Linked DNA regions of Homo sapiens: regions 1 and 2 are each linked to region 3. A link is a contact called in ENCODE Hi-C data. All regions are on one chromosome and are shown on one strand. Each heading gives the region's core, a stretch centred on a gene start or an enhancer-like site at or near the end of the contact. The rest is flanking DNA. Distances are from core to core; before and after follow the strand shown.

The links. A loop is a pair of places that touch in the nucleus more often than their neighbours do. Pooled maps may share reads with other maps.
Region 1: a map with no recorded cell type shows a loop between it and region 3 (6-fold over the local background). The contact joins two enhancer-like sites. A Hi-C loop is called at or near these places in 7 of 37 single-sample maps with no recorded cell type and 4 of 50 pooled maps.
Region 2: a loop to region 3 is called in a pooled map, with 5 times the contacts of the local background. The contact joins two enhancer-like sites. A Hi-C loop is called at or near these places in 6 of 37 single-sample maps with no recorded cell type and 4 of 50 pooled maps.

The regions. Positions count from the first base shown.
Region 1 is chr10:13,764,374-13,767,400 of GRCh38, reverse strand. The region is part of intron 6 of FRMD4A (FERM domain containing 4A); the gene reads left to right. Among named protein-coding and RNA genes, the nearest start is that of PRPF18, 180 kb to the right of the region's middle. Within about 2 kb of position 1,545, at least 3 of the 41 ENCODE cell types and tissues checked have a DNase peak (open chromatin) inside an H3K27ac peak, as active enhancers do.
Region 2 is chr10:13,745,348-13,748,210 of GRCh38, reverse strand. FRMD4A (FERM domain containing 4A) reads left to right here. Exons shown (of 25, transcript NM_018027.5): 9 at 392-475. Among named protein-coding and RNA genes, the nearest start is that of PRPF18, 160 kb to the right of the region's middle. Within about 2 kb of position 1,375, at least 2 of the 41 ENCODE cell types and tissues checked have a DNase peak (open chromatin) inside an H3K27ac peak, as active enhancers do.
Region 3 is chr10:14,646,957-14,649,796 of GRCh38, reverse strand. All of the region lies in intron 2 of FAM107B (family with sequence similarity 107 member B), which reads left to right. Among named protein-coding and RNA genes, the nearest start is that of FAM107B, 130 kb to the left of the region's middle. RefSeq lists enhancers at 605-1,105, 1-1,132, 1,636-1,805. Within about 2 kb of position 1,581, at least 28 of the 41 ENCODE cell types and tissues checked have a DNase peak (open chromatin) inside an H3K27ac peak, as active enhancers do.

The sequences.
Region 1 (3,027 bases), core at 296-2,795, 880 kb after region 3:
CAGGCATGGTGACGCACACCTGTAATCCTAGCTATTTGGGAGGTTGTGGCACAAGAATTGCTGGAACCCAGAAGGCGGAGGTTGCTGTGAGCCCAGGTTGCACCACTGCATTCCAGCCTGGGTGACACAGTGAGATCCTGTCTCAAAAAAAATAAATGAAAAGCCACCTCTGGACCACTGGAGAAGTCAGATAAGGAAAAGGGAGAGTCATTTTCTTAATGTCATATGGGAGCACATTTCTGCTAGGAAGACCCCTGAAAACATCTAATAACTCCCCTGTGTGGAACTTGGCTTTCAGGGGTGTTTTGTTTCGTTTCGTTTTGTCTTTTGAGATGGAGTCTCACTCTGTCACCAGGCTGGAGTGCAGTGGCGCTATCTCGGCTCACTGCAACCTCCATCTCCAGGGTTCAAGCGATTCTCCTGCCTCAGCCTCCTGAGTAGCTGGGACTACAGGCGTGCACCACCACGCCCAACTAATTTTTGTGTTTTTAGTAGAGACGGGGTTTCACCATGTTGTCCAGGATGGTATCAATCTCTTGACCTCATGATCTGCCCTCCTCGGTCTCCCAAAGTGCTGGGATTACAAGCTTAAACCACTGTGCCCGGCCAGCTTTCAGGTTTTGAAGTACCATGGGAAATTTTCAGAGTAAGCCGGAAGTCTAGAGCTCTGCTCCATCGTGGTAGAATCTTAAGGATAAAGCCACCTGGAAGGATGAGGTGTATAAGGGGGAAACAGTATCATGAACAAGTGACATTGGGGAATTGGGCAAAGACTCTCAGGATGTCTTCCCACCACCCTAGATTGGTTCTTATCCACACCGTTTTGGTCTTTGTGTTGAGTCCTATGAGAACATCCAATGAAATGATCCTTAAATTCAATGCATGTTAAATAGGCGAGGTCAGAAATAATAATGCAGCTCTTTCCATCAGATTTTGTAAGCATGTGCAATGCCTGGGGCGCTTGAATCTTTAATCATTTTCCCTCCCACTGGCCACATTTCACCTCCTCCTGTTTTTGATATCTTCACTGGGAGATAGATAGTCAAGGTCAGGCTTTTCACCCGAAAAGTCACCACAGTTAAAGGTGCCAGTTCTCACTTAACCCGAGAACAACTATGGTGAGAGAGAAGTTGAATCAATCAGGTTAGATATTTGATGGTGCTTTCCTGTGGATATTTTTGGTAGCTTTCCTGTGGATATCAGTTATGTTACAGTTAATGTTCACCAATGATACTCTCCTGGGACCACATAATGGGCTGTGTAAAATAGAATAAAAGACCTTCCTTCGTGTTACCCGCCTCCGCGCAGGTAGAGACATCTTCGTTTAGCGGATGAATCAAATAGCAAACTAAAAGCTATGTTCACACTTAAAAGTGTTATTTTCTGATGGTTGGTTTTGAGTTGCGCATCAGATAAGCCTCTCAGCAGATGTTAAATATTAGCCCGCAGTCGACCATTGGCTGTAACATAAGGTGTAAATGTTTGACAGAAAAGCACACATACAACAGCACGCTAACAAGTGCACCCCAAGGCATTCAGGTGGGAATGGAAACGCACAGAGTGAGAGTAGAAACCATCTATTGTGGAAATCCTGGACAGTGTTTCTGTGAAGCCATCTGTACACTGTTAAATGATTTACATTCTGATGGGACCTGCTAATCCCGGAACTGCAATTCCAAACATTCTTCCGCATCCCAGCACCGACAGCCTCTATCAATTCCAACCGCCGTAAAGCTCTTTCAGCTGGTTAAACGTAAGGAATTATTGTCCCCAATTCTTCCGTAGGCTCTCATGAGTTCTTTTAACCCGTACTTCTAAGGTGGTTCCAGGGCAAATATTAGTATCCAACTGTGAAATTCCCAGGCCCAAAGGAGCCTGAAAGATATCTCTCCTTCAAAAGATCCAGGTGTGCTTGAATGCATTGTTTTAAATTGCAGGAGCCAATTCTGGACCTCTCAAAAAATAATTACAAAATCCATGAATCGGCCGGGCATGGTGGCTCATGCCTGTAATTCCAGTACTTTGGGAGGCCGAGGTGGGTGGATCACCTGAGGTCAGAAGTTCGAGACCAGCCTGGCCAACATGGTGAAATCCCATCTCTACTAAAAATGCAAAAAAATTAGCCAGGCGTGGTGGTGGGCGCCTGTAATCTCAGCTACTTGGGAGGCTGAGGCAGGAGAATTGCTGGAACCCGGGAGACAGAAGTTGCAGTGAGCCGAGATCGCACCATTGCACTCCAGCCTGGACGACAACAGTGAGACTCCGTCTCAAAAAAAAAAAAAAAAACAAAAAAAAAAAATCAATCCTTGAATCAGAGTCTGGCTTGTAATGCAAGTGAATAGAAACTCTTGCTAAGCAAATTGGATTATAGATATTGTTCTTAGAATACATTGGCTGAAACTGATTCTCTATTGATTTGGGTGGAAATGTAAGTCCTAAGGGAGGTCACACACTGGACAAGTAGTAGGGGGTCTGTTCCCGGCCCCTTAAGTGCCATTAAGGCCCTGTGGTTTTGCAAAGTCCCTTGATGTTTTTGGGTTCCATTCTCAGTAAAAGCACAGGGTCAGGCTGGCTGGTCTCTAAATCTCTTTTACCTCTAGCTCTCTGTCATCCAGTCAGCCACTATGGGATCTTGTGATACTAGGGAAAGAAAAATAAAATGGATATTTGTGCTTAAGCTTGACACCAGACATAGGATATCAATTAAATTGTGTATTATTCTGGCATGCTGATGGACTCCAGGCTTCTCTTTGTCTTTAACATGTGAGCTATGTATAATGAGAGAGTGTTGTGCACTTAGAAGACTTAGAAGTTTATTAAGAAGGTAGGTCATGTCCTCATGGTTAGTGAGTTTGTTGTTGTTAGGTTTTGTTTGTTTGTTTGTTTGTTTGTTTATTTGAGGCAGGGTCTCTCTGTCACCAGGCTGGAGTGTAGTGGCATGATTACAGCTCACTGTAGCCTCAACCTCCGCAGGCTCAGGGGACCCTCCCACCTCAGCCTCCCAAGTAGCTGGGACTACAGGCATAC
Region 2 (2,863 bases), core at 126-2,625, 900 kb after region 3:
CGGCGGGGTTCTGGGGAGCTTCTTCTAAGATCCTGCCCTGGGGGACCCCTGGGGACACTTCTTCTCCCCAAATTCCTGCTGAGGGCTGCTCAGGGGCGTTCACTCTGTGCCCTTCAGTGAGAGCAGGGTTTGGGAAGACACCCCTGGCCATCTGAAGGTGTTTTGCCCTGCTTTCTGCACGGTGAAAGGCGGTTACTGGGCTTGGTGTGTTCTGCCTTCGTTTACATCTGTATTTCGGAAATAAAAAGAGAGCGCCCCTTCCCCCCACTGCTTTTTATTAACAGGGAAGCAGATGTGGGGTCTCTCAGACAAGACAGCGGCCCAAGTGGTATCAGAGAGTGCGATTATTTTCTCAGAGGGTGAGTGCGTTTCTGGGCATTCTCTCTTTCAGCAATGAAGTTGTGAGGAGTGACTTGAAGAAGCTGCCAGCCCTTCCCACCCAAGCCCTGAAGGAGCACCCTTCCCTGGCCTACTGGTAAGACCCCTGGAGTCTTCCCCAGGAGCGAGTCCCTCTCGGGGTGCGAGGGGACACAGGACAACTGAATGTACCCTCCCTCCACCAGCTCCCACGTGCCAGCCTGGACTTGCAGCTGTATTAAGTACCCTGTGTCTTCCTGAAACCATTTTCTGCATTTATTTATTTATTTATTTATTTTTAAAATAATTAATTAATTTTTTTTTTTGAGACGGATCTCACTTTGTCACCCAGGCTGGAGTGCAGTGGCATGATCTCAGCTCATTGCAACTTCTGCCTCAAGCGATTCTCCTGCCTCAGCCTCCTGAGTAGCTGGGATTACAGGCACGCACCACCACACCTGGCTAATTTTTGTATTTTTAGTAGAGACCGGGTTTCACCATGTTGGCCAGGCTGGTCTCAAACTCCTGACCTCACTCAGGTGATCCGCTTGCCTCGGCCTCCCAAAGTGCTGGGATTACAGGGGTGAGCTACCACGCCTGGCCCGTTTTCTACATTTACTTAAGTGAAGCACTGTGCCTGAGACCTCTCCTTTTTTGTTTCTTCTTCTTTTTTTTTTTAATTTTCAAAAAGAATACCTTCTAAAATTTCACTTTGGAAGCTTCACCGCCTTCGAGAGCCTTTCATGTGCTGCTAGAGTTTCATTTTGGAACACCTGTCATTTGATGACAGCATGTGTGAGGTTTTGAGACGTGGGAGAACCACAGGGTTTTCTTCTTTCAGAAGAGGGAGATTGATTGTTTTATTTTCCCTCGATGTTTCACATCTCCTGATTTAGCCACTATGTAACATTATGCCATAGCTCATCTGTCGGCCCTAAATGGCTGATTCTGAATGATTCAAGCCATTTGAAAGACTCCCAGGTTGTGGTTTGGGCCACAGTTGGGCAGGGCTTGCATTCCTGGATAATGTTTTGAAATCCTACTGGGTTCCTAAGCCCTGGCCACTGACCTTTAATAACTGTAATACCTCTTCTCTGATGTTCCTTCTGATCCCCTAACAGAAATCATTGCAACTCCTTTTATTTAAAAGCAAAACAAAAAGCACAGACCAAGTTGATTCTAATAAACTACAATACGTGACTTGTGTAAGTGCTTTTGATGACAACTTCTGAACTGTATGGATTATGAGCATTTTGTCTTGTCTGGACACTTATCCAGACAGTGACCTAGTTGTTCACTGATTCGTGTGTCTGGGGTAGGGCATGTCTTGATGCAGGGCTCATTAGCAGCATTGAACTCTGGCTCATAATCCCAGCACTTTGGGAGGCCATGGCGGGCAGATCACAAGGTCAGGAGATCGAGACCATCCTGGCCAACATGATGAAACCCCGTCTCTACTAAAAATACAAAAAAAAATTAGCTGGACATGATGTCGCGCGCCTGGTGTCCCAGCTACTCAAGAGGCTGAGGCAGGAGAATCACTTGAACTTGGGAGTCGGAGGTTGCAGGGAACAAAGATTGTGCCACTGCACTCCAGCCTGGCGACAGAGCGAGAGTCCATCTCAAAACAAACAAACAAAAAAACAACTCTGGCTCATAAATCACATCTCTCTGAGAGACCACATCACTAGGGAGCTGGCCCCAAGACCCGAGGCTGGGAGCTCCCTTCCGTGTCTGGCGTCCCTAATTTCATCTCTCTGAGCTGTTTTATTGCCACTCCTCTTTTGGAAACATAGATGTAAATAAATGATGGCTTTCTCTAATTATAACCTGCCCCCAAAGAGCAAAATCTGTTAACTTGCAGGGATTTTGCATGCATCAGCTTCCAAATGTCGAGACTTGCAATCCGAACCCCCAAAAATGATGGTCCCGTTTCCTTGTTCATGGACCCTATTACCCACCTCCCTAATTCCTTGTGCCACTGGGCCTCATCCCTCTGTAGCCTCCTGGCTGTTCACTTCCAAAAATCCAATGGTCAAGGCCCTGGGGATGTGAGAAGGTAACTAGAGAGGACCAGGGAGGAATCTCTTTGCCTCTGAGACCTGTCCTGTTGTGGGTCTCTTAGTCATCCCTTCATTCATTCCTTTCCAAACCTTAGAACACTGCTATGCTCATCTGAGAGTTTTGAATTTCTTCTCTCCTCCCTGTGTCTCTGGATTTCTCCTTCACCATCTCCATTATCTGCTCTGTACTCACACATGATTACTAACCCAGAGGCACCTCGCCCTTCACACACACTCTCTCTGTCTCTTCTGCATATGAACATCTTCACCTATAGCTGGCTTGGCAGAACATCCCATACCATCACGACCAGGCCAGCGCTTTCCCTGAGCCTCCTTCAGACCCATAAGTGCCCAAGCCAGTGTTAAATGCCCTGAGAGTGTGGCAGGACGGGGGAGCCACGTGTATCACAGTCAGCATCACAGCCCAGACGATGTATAAAAGT
Region 3 (2,840 bases), core at 332-2,831:
ATGGCCTGTGACACAGCCCCAGGAGATCCTAAGAACATGTGCCCAGGTGGTCAGACTACAGCTTGGTTTTATACACTTTAAGGAAACATAAGACATAAATTAATACAGGTAAGATGTACATTGGTTCAGTCTGGAAAAGGTGGGACAACTCGAAGTGGGGGGTGTCCAGGTCACAGGTGGATTCAAAGATTTTCTGATTGGCAAGTGCTTGAAAGTGTTAAGTGATTATCTAAAGATGTGGAATCAATAGAAGGGAGTGTCTGGGTTAAGATAAGAAGTTGTGGAGACTAAGGTTCTTATTATGTAGATGAAGCCTCCAGATAGCAGGCTTCAGAGAGACTAGATGGTAAATGTTTCTTAACAGACTTTAAAAGGTGCCAGACTCTTAGTTAATTCTCTCCTAGATCAGAAAAAAGACCTGGAAAGGAAAGGGAATTCTCTATAAAACATAGGTTTTCCCCACAAGAGACAGCTTTGCAGTGCCATTTCAAAATGTGTCAAAGAAATGTATTTTGGGATAAAATATCTTGATTTCTTTCAGGTCCTGCTGTCTGTCATGTGGTTATCTTATTGCTACGCAGAGTCTGTTTTGTCAGTCTTATGGTCTCTGTTTTAATGCTAATGTTAGTCAGCAGTGCCTGAATTCCAAAGGGAGCAATATAAACTGAGGCATGTCTGATCATGCATTCCCATCATGGCCTGAACTGGTGTGCTTATTTTAGAATGCCCTTGGCCAAGAGGAGAGGTCCATTCAGCTGGTTGTGGGGCTTAGAATTTTATATTTGGCTTACGAATGAAACCTACCATGTTGTTTATACTGCCATTGTGTTACCATTATTTGTAGACAAACCTCATCCTCGTTTGTGTTTCTAAGACCAGGAAGCTTCTTTAGGGGAATTGTCTCTGTGTCTTTTTTAATCTCTATCATAGCATCCATGCAGTGCACATAGAACCAAGTCCTCGATAAATATTTATGGAATGAAGAACTTGAATTAAACCAACTTGGAGAATGGTGTGGAAAGTACTGGGCTAGATGACGTGGGTTCTGAAGATGAAGAGAACAGTATCTCATTCTCAAAGAACTGATAGTAAAATTACATGTGGGTTGTGGGTGTGTCACTGTTTGCCACCGACGCACCTGGGTGGGGTCAGGCAGAAGGTGCCTGTCCTCTGTGTCTCAATAAAACACAAGATGCCCATTCACTTCTGGTTTTCTCCTGGTATCATTGGCTCTTCGGTGTCTGCTGGAAAAGCTGGGCTTTTCCCAGTGTTACCATGACGTCTGAGCTTTGAGAGCTGTTTCTTTTCCCCTCGGAGCCTGAGAGAGATTATTCCAGTGATATCTGAATAGCTTGAGTTCGCTGGGTATGAACACAGAGGAAGTGGTTCCCTAGCAACAGGCGCCTCTGAAAGCCTCTTAGCACTCAGTACTTCTCCGGGCTTTTTGTTTCCCCTCGTTCATGCTGCCTGTCAGCAAATGGCCAGAGTGATTGCACCTGCTCCAAATTAGGGCTGGTCAGTTCGACCCCAGCAGTTCGGTTTTACTAAGTCAAAGTTCCTCTTTCAGTCAAGCTTCCTTGTGAGGCCTGGGGCCTATTTTGCTCCTGGTTAGACCATAATTACCTCAGATGACACTTCCTTCTTTGTTGTCTAGATTTTGACCAGAAATGGAAAATACCGAAGTGACTGAGATCATTTTAATTGAATTAGTAAAAGAATACTTTTTTTTTTTGGCACGTCTTTTCAAATATGCTAAACCTCTTAAGAAAATGTTTTATATCGCCTTTTTTTTTTTCCGCTAAAAATGGATTCTCACTCCATTTTTTCAGTTTCTCCGCAGAAGACTTAACAAATTCTGCCTTCCTTAACTGTGTCAGCATCTCAATACATATTTGAATATATGAGTTGGTTGGGGCAATATTAGAGGGTGTTTACCGCATTGCCTTGGCATCTGGAGACAGCCCTTACTGAGAGCATTGGTCATTGGTACAGACCATGGCATATAACTCTGAGATGAGTCCAGAATTGTTGACTGCAAATGCCTTGTTTCATTTTCAAACAGCAATCCATATTACTGTTTGAATTAGCAATCTTTTTTTTTTTTTTTTTTTGAGATGGAGTCTAACTTTGTCACCCAGGTTGGAGTGCAATGGCACGATCTTGGCTCCTCTGCAACCTCCGCCTCCCAGGTTCAAGTGATTCCTCCTGCCTCAGCCTCCCGAGTAGCTGGGACTACAGTCACCCACCACCATGCCTGGCTAATTTTTTTGTACTTTTTTTAGTAGAGACGGGGTTTCACCAAGTTGGTCAGGCTGGCTTCAAACTCCTGACCTCAAGTGATCCACCCACCTTGGCCTCCCAAAGTGCTGGGACTACAGGCCTGAGCCACTGCACCCAGACTGAATTAGCAATTTTATAGGAGATGGTTATACGTCTCTGCCTACCAGTTGGTTAGTATCGATTTGTAGCACTGAAAATCTGGCCAAGACTGTGGTGATGAATGACAGCATACAACTAAATTGAGCCTCACAGCTCCCGGAATTCTTCTTGTCTGTACCTTTTAAAATATTTTCTTTCCTTCATTCATTCAACCAACAAATATTTGTAATTATAATTGAGTGTCTGCTATGTGGAAGACTTTCTGTGGGAAAAACGTGAATGGCCCATCTTAGGAAGTTCTCCATTTAAAAGAGGAGAAAATGGAGCCGGGCACAGTGGCTCACACTTGTAATCCCAGCACTTTGGGAGGCCGAGGCAGGCGGATCACGAGGTCAGGAGATCAAGACTATCCTGGCTAACACGGTGAAACCCCGTCTCTACTAAAAATACAAAAAAATTAG